4 separate regions of the Homo sapiens genome follow, and all the other regions are linked to region 1. Evidence: chromatin contacts called from ENCODE Hi-C or POLR2A ChIA-PET data. All regions are on one chromosome and are shown on one strand. Each heading gives the region's core, a stretch centred on a gene start or an enhancer-like site at or near the end of the contact. The rest is flanking DNA. Distances are from core to core; before and after follow the strand shown.

Evidence for each region. A loop is a pair of places that touch in the nucleus more often than their neighbours do. ChIA-PET counts read pairs that join two places held with the same protein, here RNA polymerase II (POLR2A). Pooled maps may share reads with other maps.
Region 2: a loop to region 1 is called in a pooled map, with 6 times the contacts of the local background. The contact joins the promoter of ULK3 here to the promoter of IMP3 in region 1. A Hi-C loop is called at or near these places in 6 of 50 pooled maps. POLR2A ChIA-PET finds 5 or more read pairs at or near these places in 2 of 52 experiments (activated B cell and activated CD8-positive, alpha-beta memory T cell).
Region 3: a pooled map shows a loop between it and region 1 (9-fold over the local background). The contact joins the promoter of RPP25 here to the promoter of IMP3 in region 1. A Hi-C loop is called at or near these places in 7 of 50 pooled maps. POLR2A ChIA-PET finds 5 or more read pairs at or near these places in 3 of 52 experiments (GM12878, IMR-90 and T-cell).
Region 4: a pooled map shows a loop between it and region 1 (6-fold over the local background). The contact joins the promoter of SCAMP5 here to the promoter of IMP3 in region 1. A Hi-C loop is called at or near these places in 1 of 37 single-sample maps with no recorded cell type and 5 of 50 pooled maps. POLR2A ChIA-PET finds 5 or more read pairs at or near these places in 3 of 52 experiments (BJ, CD4-positive, alpha-beta T cell and OCI-LY7).

Annotation. Positions count from the first base shown.
Region 1 is chr15:75,638,967-75,641,478 of GRCh38, forward strand. IMP3 (IMP U3 small nucleolar ribonucleoprotein 3) reads right to left here and starts at 1,258. Exons shown (of 1, transcript NM_018285.4): 1 at 127-1,258. The coding sequence starts at 1,202. The coding sequence ends at 648. RefSeq lists an enhancer at 903-962 and a silencer at 1,253-1,412.
Region 2 is chr15:74,841,903-74,844,414 of GRCh38, forward strand. ULK3 (unc-51 like kinase 3) reads right to left here and starts at 1,254. Exons shown (of 16, transcript NM_001099436.4): 1 at 1,102-1,254; 2 at 378-518; 3 at 173-293. The coding sequence starts at 1,203. It overlaps SCAMP2 (secretory carrier membrane protein 2), which reads right to left. Exons shown (of 9, transcript NM_005697.5): 9 at 1,828-2,512. RefSeq lists enhancers at 248-773, 842-1,753 and a silencer at 1,016-1,735.
Region 3 is chr15:74,955,516-74,958,027 of GRCh38, forward strand. It overlaps RPP25 (ribonuclease P/MRP subunit p25), which reads right to left and starts at 1,257. Exons shown (of 1, transcript NM_017793.3): 1 at 1-1,257. The coding sequence starts at 1,068. The coding sequence ends at 469. RefSeq lists enhancers at 1-6, 7-940, 941-1,874 and a silencer at 900-1,549.
Region 4 is chr15:74,994,307-74,996,818 of GRCh38, forward strand. SCAMP5 (secretory carrier membrane protein 5) reads left to right here and starts at 1,257. Exons shown (of 7, transcript NM_138967.4): 1 at 1,257-1,367.

The sequences.
Region 1 (2,512 bases), core at 8-2,507:
GAAAATTGCTTGAACCCGGGAGGCGGAGGTTGCAGTGAGCCGAGATCGCGCCACTGCACTCCAGCCTGGGTGACAGAGCAAGACTCCGTCTCTAGAGAAAAAAAGAAAACCAGACAGATTAAAAAGTTGCACTTACAAAGCAGTTGGGGCATTTATTGACATTTAAACAAGGGAGGAGATCCTGAACACTAGTCTCGCTCAGTTTATAAAAACTTGAGGCCAAACTCTCCATCATCTGTACACAGCTTAACCACGGCCAGGAGCAAGAATTCGAGTTAAACGAATTGAACCAGTCCAACCACAAGACGATAAAGGGAAACAGGGCGTGGGGATTTCCAGTTTTTCCTTTTACATTACAAAGTTTCCAACACAAGAAGCCAACAATACCCCAGTGCTGCACCAAGTTACTTCCCACTGTTTCCCAAGGCACAGTCAATTAATAATCAGTAGTCCAAGTTCTAAGAACATTCCCTGGAAAACAAGGACGCACCTCCCGTGGCTCTATGCATGGCCTGCCACTGATGAATCAAATTCTTAAGAACCTACGACCGTCTGATACCCTTGAGGAGAGCACCCTCATAGAATCTCCAGCATCAGGCCTCAGTTTTCCCATCTGTAAAAGACAGCCATGCAAAGTGGGAGATCCGCTAGGCTTCCAGATCGAAGTCATCGCGCTCCTCATTGTACTCTAGCACGTGCCGCTTGATCTTGGACGAGTCCACCCAAGTGACAAAGTCCTCCATGCTGCGCGTGACAAGGAAGGCGGGGTCGGTAACCACGTCAGGGCCCACGCGTACGTGCCCTTGCTCCACAAAGGCCACGGCAGCCTGAAGGTGCTGCGCCATGCGCAGCTTGAGGAGCACGGTGGGGAGGCGGCGGCGGCAGAAGGACGAGGCCGTGACGAAGTCGCAGAGCTCCAGCGAACCGCGCGTGGGCACCAAGCCGAGAGCATACAGCTTGTCCAGCAGCGCGGCCGAAGCGCGCACGCGGAACTGGTCGCGTTCGGGCAGGTCGCGCAGGCGCCGCGCCAGCTCACGCACGGCACGGCTCAGCTGGTTGTAGCGCGTGTAGTCCTCCCGCCGCTGCAGCCGGTAACGCCGCAGCACGCGCAGCTCGTGCAGGTTGTGGTCGGTGACCTCCCAGTTCAGGAAGTCCACCTGCTTCAGCAGCTTCTGCTCGTGGAACTTAAGCTTCCGCACCATGATGGCGGCAGCCGCAGCCGCAGGACCCGAAGCTGAGAGCGCGTTCTGGCATCCGCGCGATTTCCGCCGCGGCGCCCCAAGACCTGGACGGCCTGGGACCCTGGGCCAATGAAAGAAAGACTTAAAGTCACGCCCTCACTTCCCATTGGCCAGGGTGGGACCACGCCTCTGCACTGGGATCTCGCGTTTCTTCTTTTCTTCGCGTTTGCGAGGGAGGGGGTAGAAGCACCGGAGGTGGGTGGTTGGGAGCGGGTCCCTAGGCGGTTCCGCGCGGTTTTTAGTAGCCAAGACTGTATCCCTTTCTGCGGCAATCATTTCCTCCTAGACTTCTGTCCTTTGGGGACTTTCAGAGTCTCCCCCGCAAGAGCTGAAGAGGCCATTTCTGGGGAAGAGGGGTGACTGCGGCTTGTTGATTGGGTTTACTGTGCTAACTTGCACTGGGCTCCTGCCATGCCTTGGGGGAGCTTGCCGGAGCCGGCTCTCCTGGGGCTGACCTGGTAGTCCCCGCCGCCCGCCAGCGTCAGGTCCTTCACCTGGCATGCAGAGCGATCTCTCATTGTCAAGTTGGGATAGGTGGCACCGAACCCATGAAATACTGATTGGCTGCTTCCTAGGCCCACAGAAAAGGGATCTATAAGGGAGTCGCCTGGAAATCTGTATTATTAACTAAAGTGTCAGATGATTCATAAAACCCAGCAAGTTTGAGAAACTTGGACTATAACTACAAGTCCAAACCCTTTAGTCTGTGCTCAAATGAATTATCCTGACATGAATTTCTGGCCACCAAGCATTGAGTTAACAAATTTAATGCTGTTTCCGCTAGTTGCATCTGTAAGTTACATCTGAGTATAGCGCTGCAGACCTAACCCCTTTTTGCCCGGGCATTTGACGCCACCTAGCTTCTCACTGATCATTTTTGTTTTGTATGCTTTTCATTGTCTTTTACAATACAATATTTGAGGGTTGGGCGCGGTGGCACATGCCTGTAATCCCAGCACTTTGGGAGGCTGAGGTGGGAGGATCATTTGAGGCCAGGAGTTCAAGACCAACCTAGGCAAAAAAAAAAAGAAAAAAGAAGCGAGATCCCACCTCTGTAAAAAATCTTAAAGAATTAGCCAAGCATGGTGGTGCGCACCTGTAGTCCTGACTACCTGGGAGGCTGAGGGGGAAGGATCATTTGAGCCCAGGACTTGTAGGCTGCATTGAGCTACAATGGTGCCACCGCACCCCAGCTTGCACAACAGAGCCAGACCCTGTCTCAAAAAGATATATATATATATATAAAATATTCGATATCTGGAAAATAATAT
Region 2 (2,512 bases), core at 4-2,503, 800 kb before region 1:
ACAGCGTCCTTGAGCAAGGGTTGAGTGTATGAGATAAACAGGACCATAAAATTTCAGGCTGTGCAGGAGGCAGCTGCAATGCGTGCCAAGGCTCTAAGCCTGGGGGAGGGGTGGGATGGTGGGGGGCAGAGAACAAGGGACAGAGTGTCAGGCTGGTGTCACAGGCCTTTACCTAATTGCTGCATGAAGACACGCGCCACCTTCTCAGGCAGAATCCTGCGGGTATGGATGAAGCGAGACAGGTCGCCCCCTGCGCAAAACTCCATGATGAGGTAGATATTGTCACTGTCCCACTGTGTTTAGAGGCAGAGAGGCGGCCTGAAGAGAGTGTCCCTTCTCCAGCTCCCTTTGGCAGCGGCCCCGCCCCAGGCTCACACCTGAAAGTCTTTCAGCTGCACAATGTGGGGATGTCGAATGCCCTTGAGGATCTCAATCTCCGTGAGGAGGTTCTCCACCGATGCCTTGTTCAGACTTTTCTTGGCTACACACTTTATGGCTACCACTTCACGAGTGTCCTTCTGCGAGACAGGAGATTTGGGGACTCTGCCTTGAGGGGGCCAGGACCCTTGTCTGACTGGAAAGGCTCTATCTGGTTCCCTCTGTTCCCCCACCCCGCCCCTCCCCGGGTCTACCTACTGCACACCAGCACCGGGCTTCCCAGCTTTCCCTTGTGAGGCCAGTGAGGAATGCTGATTCTGGAATCCTGGCTTCCCGACACAGCCTCAGCCTGGTCTTCTCCAACCCTCGGCTAGCTGATCCATTTCTTTGCATTCTGGAGTGCTCCCGGCAGAGGCATGTCACTCAGGGTTCTAGAACCGCCCACTCTGCCTCCCAACTGGCTCCAGTCCCAGACTCCTCCCAGCCCACCAGGTAACCTGTTTTGAGCCTGTTCTTCAGCCACTGACCCTGCAGGTGGGTGCAGGTGCGCTCTTTAAGACCTAAGCGTGGCAGTCGGCTCCAACCTCCGCCGAGGGTCAGCTGGGGCGAGGCCGGCCTCCCGCCCCTAACTATTCCCACACTGTCGCTAACCTCTCAGAGTCTCCCCGGCCGGCACCAGCCGAGCTAGCTCGGGCGGGCACGGGGCCATCGGCCGGCACCCACCTTGGCGTAGGCCTTGTACACCGTGGCGTACGTGCCGCTGCCCAGGCGCTCGGTGAGGATGAAGCCGTCCAGGCGCGGGGGACCCCAGCCGGGCCCCGCCATTCCGGCCGCCTGCGCCCGCGCGGGCGCTTCCTCGCTGCGGGCGGCGGTTCCGGCGGGTTGCGGGGCGGGCCGAGCACTGGGTGGCTCCACGCTGCCCCCAGCGCCGCCCGCCGGAAATGCAGCGCGCATCGGGGACGCGGATCCGCCCGGCTCCCGGCGCCCCTCCCCTGTCTCTGGGCCTCGCCGGGTCACGCGCCCCGCCAGTTCCTGCAGGGCCCACGTGGGGATACGGAGGCCCCGCGAGCCTAGAAGTTAACAACGGAGGACGGCCGGCGTGGTCTCCGGGGACTCCTAGCGGGCGCAGAGGCGTCTAGAGATCGCCCACGTGAGGGCGCGGGCGGCGGAGCGGGCGTGTGTGGGGGCGACGGCGTCCGGGAGGCTCCCAGGGCCCCTCCCCAGGACCCGCAGCTCTGAAAGGAGAGCTACTGGCACGAGAAGGCGCCTTTGGAAGAGGCCGCGTTGGCTTCCCAGGCCTCCCAGCTGCTTTTCACTTTTCTGAGGAAGGGCCTTGACCTATTTATTGCATCTTAACTGTCCCCGCTCTCCAATCTTAGCAGCGGCGCCCAGCCCCTAATCCTGTGGGCTGCCCCGTCCTCCCAAGTCCACCAGACATGTGGACCCGTGTTGTCTGAAAATGTTTTTATTTTTACTTAAGCACAAAAATTGAGACGTAACATATACATTTGTACATAGAGGGGAAAAAATACCAGAAAGGAGTTCATAAAACCCCAGCCGCTGCCAGTATCATTCAGTGGCTGGGGCCTGCGGCTGTCTCGGGCCCAGAGCCGGAGGCTAGTTTTGTGGGAAGGCACCCCAGTCCACACACCCACTCGGCAGCCTCGAGGGACAGGGTGCTGGTTTTAAGGGTGGACTCCTACGTGTCCCATCACAGTGACACACCCCCCAGGGTGTGAACCAGACTCCACTGGGTATTAGGGGGCCCTCCGAGAGATGGCTTATCAGTCCCTGCTGAGGGATGCGGTTCTGGACTGGCTGGCCCTGCCCTTCCTGAAAGTCTGGATGCTGCTGATGGGGAGCATGGGCGGGGCAGGTGGCATCTGAGGCAGAGACAAAGGCAGCCGTCCCTCGGTTCGGGGAGGGGGGGGGGTAGTCACAGCAAACAGGGCCAAACCAACCACACCAGGACAGGCAGACCCCACCCTCCTAGAAGACGCTGGACGCTAGGCAGGACAGCTTGGGGTCAGTGTCCTTGGTCCCTTCCAGTCCCCAAATCCCAACCAACGGCATTGTACATTCAGAAAGTCTGAAGAGAGTAAGGCTCAGCAAGGGGAGGGCTCCAGAGGGCTCA
Region 3 (2,512 bases), core at 7-2,506, 680 kb before region 1:
CCACATCTCAGACTCTCCTACCCTCAAGCAGTTAATTCTCACCCCCTGCCTTCCTCTGTCAACGGTGGGGGTGATTCCAATAACTCTTCTCAGCTTCCATACTTCAGGTGCTCTTCGTGAATGCTGGGTGGCTTTAACCCTTGGGGGTCCCAAACAAGTTTCCAGAATCCCACTGTCCACCATTCTCCCCCAAAGAAGGTCCCAGAAAAGGTGAAGTTCCGTGTCTTCACGCAACACGGGCATAAGCAGCAATTATCGCACGAAGTTTCCCTAGGGTGGTCGGGGATCCTCTCCTGCCACTCCTGGGGCCCCTCTCTTGTCGCCTTAAGGTCCATGCTACCTGTCTTGAGGAGCTGTGTCCAGGTTGTGGGCTCCGGAGGACCGAGGAGTGAAAGGCTGGAGGTACATCTGAAGGTGGAGGCGCTGGCGGAAGATCCTGCCGGACTAGGTGGCCCACAGTCCGGAGTTTCAGGCCGTCTGATCCTCGTCCGCAACCCCTGGCTCGGGTTGCGATCGCTTCGCGGAGCCTTCTCCAGCTGCGGGTTCCCCTAGGCTCCTCTTGGACGCTGGCGCGGCTGGCGGGGACGAGGGACCAGGATGGGGATTCGGGGGCTGGTAGCCGGGCTGTCGCGGATCCAGCGCGTCCTTGGAAAGTAGGATGGCGAGGCCGGGCACGTTCTTAAGTACGCTGAGACTAGCGGCCGGCTCGCCAGGCGTCTGACCCTGCGTGGGCCCAGGCGGGAGGCTCTGCCACACCTCGCGTACGCTCCGGTAGCGCAGCCGCGTGACCTGGTGCAGGCCCGCCAGGCGGCGCTTGAGGATCTCGGCGCACGTGACGGTTTTGGTGGTGGCCCGGCCGCAGCCGCTGAAGACGATGGCGCGCGTGGCTGGCTGCGCCATGCTGGCGGTGGCGAAGGCCATCAGGTTCCGGATCTTGCTGCCTTCCTTGACCCGCATGTGCACCGCGCCCGGCGCCAGGTCTGCGAAGGGGCCGGAGCCCGGGCCGCCTCCCTCGGCCCCGCACCCCGCTGGCGCCTCTTCGGAGCGCACCTTACGGAAGTTCTCCATGCGCCGTCGTCGCCGGGACCGCCGGCTTTGCCATGGGGCGGCCTCAGCCCCGGGGCTGCATGGCCGCCGGTCGCGCCTTGCAAGGGCCAGCAGGGGTAAGGGCGCCGGAGCAGCGCAGACGCCGGCGGGCGGGCTGGGACGGCGCGATCTCGGCCCCACTTCTCTCGAGCGGGCGCCGCTCTACTCAGCGCTCTCGGCGCCGGGTGCTCCGCGCCTTTAGCTGAGGCCCCGCCCCTGCCGCCAGGCCCCTCCCCTGACCCGGCCCGGCCGGGCCCGCCCGGGCCCCAGCCTCACTAGCCTTTCCTGGCGAGTCTGGGTCCTCAGCTACGCGGGCGTGGGAGCGGGCGCGCTGCGGGGCGCATGAGCAGGTGAAGGTGAAGTTCCACTATAATCGCCATCAGCGCTCTGAGAGCCAACCCTCACAAACCGGCAGTCTAAATAAAAGCTGCGCTTGCCGTGCAAACACTGCTTCAAATCCGGTATCCGAGCCCTTCCCATTTGCAACTGAAGGCCGCCCCTCGTCCCCTCCCAGGGAGAGATTTCCAAGAGGCTTGCTGGGGCCTTGCCCCTCCTCCCCCGCCCCGGGGAACACCCCCACCTTTTTTCCGCTCCCAAGTATTCTTGCCTCAAGGACAGCTAGTGCGCGGTCAGCAGAGTGCGGGAGGAGCTGGCTGCGGCTCCACTCCGCGCCTCCCCGCGGGCGATTACGTCGCGGCGTGGTCCTCGCGGGGCGCGGAAGACCCAGACTTCAGCCTCGCCACGCCTGCCCGGAGCTCGAGGCTCCCGGACCCCCGTCCACCCCTGGGACGTGAGGAGTGAGGCTTTGGGCCAGGCTGTTCCCCGAGGCGCGTGGGGAAGCGGGCGTGACCTCTTCTGAAAAGGCGGTAGGCTCGCTCCACCCAGGCCCTAGAGCCCACCCTTAGAGCTGCGCGCTTTAGGGTGAGCCAGGCACGATGCCTTGCCAACGTGGCCGCCCCCTTCCTCCCAGGCGGAATTCGCTCAGGCAACATTGGCCCCTTGAGATCCAGTGGGGTCCTTTTCGAAAGGAGGCTAGGTGAACGCAGGTTTTAAAAAAGAGAAGGGAGGGGCCGGGCGCGGTGTCTCACGCTTTTAATCCCAGCACTTTGGGAGGCAGAGGTGGGCGGATTACTTGACGTCAGGAGTTCGAGACCAGCCTGGTCAACATGGTGAAACCCCGTCTCCATTAAACGTACAAAAATCAGCTCGGCGTTGTGGCACGCTCCTGTAATCCTAGCTGCTCGGGAGGCTGAGGCAGGACAAGCGCTTGAACCCGGGAGCTGAAGGCTGCAGTGAGCCGAGATCATGCCACTGCACTCCAGCCGGGGCGACAGAGCAAAGCTCTGTCTCGAAAAATGAATAAATTAATTAATTAAATAAAATACAAAAGAGAAGGGAGGGATACCCCATTCTCCAGGATGTGATT
Region 4 (2,512 bases), core at 7-2,506, 640 kb before region 1:
GTTGGCCTGGTGGCAGGATGATGCTTCCTGCTCAGCCCTTCCCAGGCACCGAGGCTCTCTCCCTCCTTTTCCCCTCTGCCACACTAGTTCTTGTCTGCCTTTTTTCACTGCCACCCCCTTTTCATGCCAGCTGTGGGAGTGAGGCCCCACTCCTGGCAGGATGGAGCCAGACAATGGGCCCTTATTCTAGGCAAAGAATCCCTGCAGTGTCTCCCACCCACTGAGGCCCCCTTCCAGGCCTAGGATGGTGTGGGTGGGGGGTGGAGGGTGGGTGTATGGTGTAGGGGAAGGAGCAATTGGCTGGCAGGACAGACAGTGGCCCTGGCCCTGCCTGTAGAGATCCCACGGAGGTTTACTATGTAAACACCAATCACAATAAAATCCTGTCTTCACTCCCAGCCCATCTCTCCAAGTGGGTCTCTCTCAACCCTCCAAAGCTCTGGGTTTTTAAACATTTACCCTTGCCTCTACTCTCTCTTGGTATTCATCTCTGCATATCACTGTCTCTTTCATTCCTTTTTCTGAGTCTCTTTCTTTTTCTAAGCCTCTCCTCTCTCTCTCTCTCTCTCTCTGCTCCTTTGCGTAATTTGTCTCTATTTCTTGCCTCTTTCTTGCTTCATTATGCTCCCTTACCTATCTTATCTTTCCATGTCTTTTTTCTCTCCAGGCCTTGAGCTCTCATCTCAGTCTCTCTCTCCGTGTGTCTCTGTCTCTGTTTGCAGCTCTTCTTTCTCGTCCTCCTATGTCGTCTTTCCGTGGATCTGTGTCCTTGCCTCTCTGAATATCATCTCCGATCTTCCGTCCTCTGTTCTCTCTTTCCCCCTGCGCCTGCAGATCTGAAGGACCTTCCGCAGTCACCACACTCTCCTGCTTTCAGCTCTTTCTCACTCCTTTCTGGCACGTCCCAGAGGCTCCTGGCATAGGTATAGGAGGTTATTCTCCCCAGTTTACAGATATGGAAGCTGAGGCTCTGGCTGCTGGTGCCAGGCTCCCATCTCTGGGTCTCTTCCTTCCACCTACACGCCAGGCTCTTGTCCCTGAGGTGCCCGTCAACCACCTGATCCGGCCGGGGCCCGGGAACTAGCACCTCGGACAGCTCCTGGAAGATGCCGGGGCGGCCGGGTCGTCCTTCTCGCGAGCTCAGGAGGAGCAGCCTTAGGAGCAGAGCGGAAGTCTCGCGAGAGTGACTGCTGCAGGCAGTGGCGGCGCGGGCGCGCGCAGAGACGGCCTCGGGCGCGCGCGCGCGCGCGCGCGCTCCCCGCCCCCAGCCCCGGAGCGGCTCGCGGCCGGCTCCGCGCCGCATCGCTCGGGTGCAGCGCAGCTCAGCGCAGCGCTGCGGCCTTTCGGCAGCCGAACGGCCGCGGCAGGTGAGTCTGGGCATGAAGGCTGGGAGGAGAGCTTTGAAGGGAAGCTGGGCGCGGGGCGAGAGGTGTGGGGGTCGCTGGCTGCAGCTTTGTTCCTCCTACACTTCACCTTTGGATGCAGGAAGAAGGCCGAACTGCTGGAGAGGTGGGAGTGGAGGTGACCTTTACTGTTTGGGGCTGGGGGAGAGCGCTCAGGGCGCACCCAGGCCCCCCGAGCCCCCCAAGCCCCCCCATTCCCATCTGTGGCTCCCGCAGAGGGAACTGGGCCTTTGGGTGACGTCAGACCCTGGATCTGGAGCCTGAGCTTTGGGCCCTCCATCCCCCCCGCCAGCCCCACCTGGCGTTCCCTGGAAACCGGCCTTCTGGAGATGGCGTGCGCAGCCGGGGATGGGGGCGACTGGAAGGGGGTGCCCGTGGCTTCCTTTGGGCCTTTCCTTCCAACTAGCGCCTGCAGGTGGACCCGGGTTGACTTCCCTCACCTCCCTCGGGCGGCCGACCTTTGGATGGCGGACCTCAGCCGCCCCAGGGTTGCGAGGCGACGGGCGCGCTGGCCCAGGCCACCAGGCGGGCTCCATCAGGGCTTTGGGTGGTGAGTTGGGGGCGCCGGATTTGGCTCATTTCAACGCTGGCCGGAGGTCACGAGGATGGAGGTGAGGTGTTTGTGAACCGATCCTTGTCCTCCGCCTCGGGGAGCTCCTGGTCTGTGGGTTGGGGGAACCAAGTAGAGACTCGGACTGAGCATTCACTGTCACAGGCGGCTTAAACAAGTAATGTCCCAGCTTCCCGATGGGGAGATCAGTGAGGGCCTGGCAGACTTTCCCAGGGACACAGAGAGAAAGGGAGGCGACAGCTAGCGAATAGGAGACTTCCAGAGGTGATGGGATTTGGGTGGGAGGAGAGGCAAGAGAGGGCATTCCAGGAGAATGTATGGGCAAAGGCACAGGGATGAAAACGAGCACAGCTGTTGGGGGCTGAGCCTGGGAGCTCAGCCATGTGACTGCCCATGGGGTGGTGGAGTCTGGAGAAATTTGCAACCTGTCCCCTACATGTTCTGCCTCACGGAGCAGGGCTCTGAAAGAGGGAGATGGTTCTTGCAGGGGCATGATTGGCAGAGAGATTTTGTTTGGGGCTACACAGGTCTTGCTAAC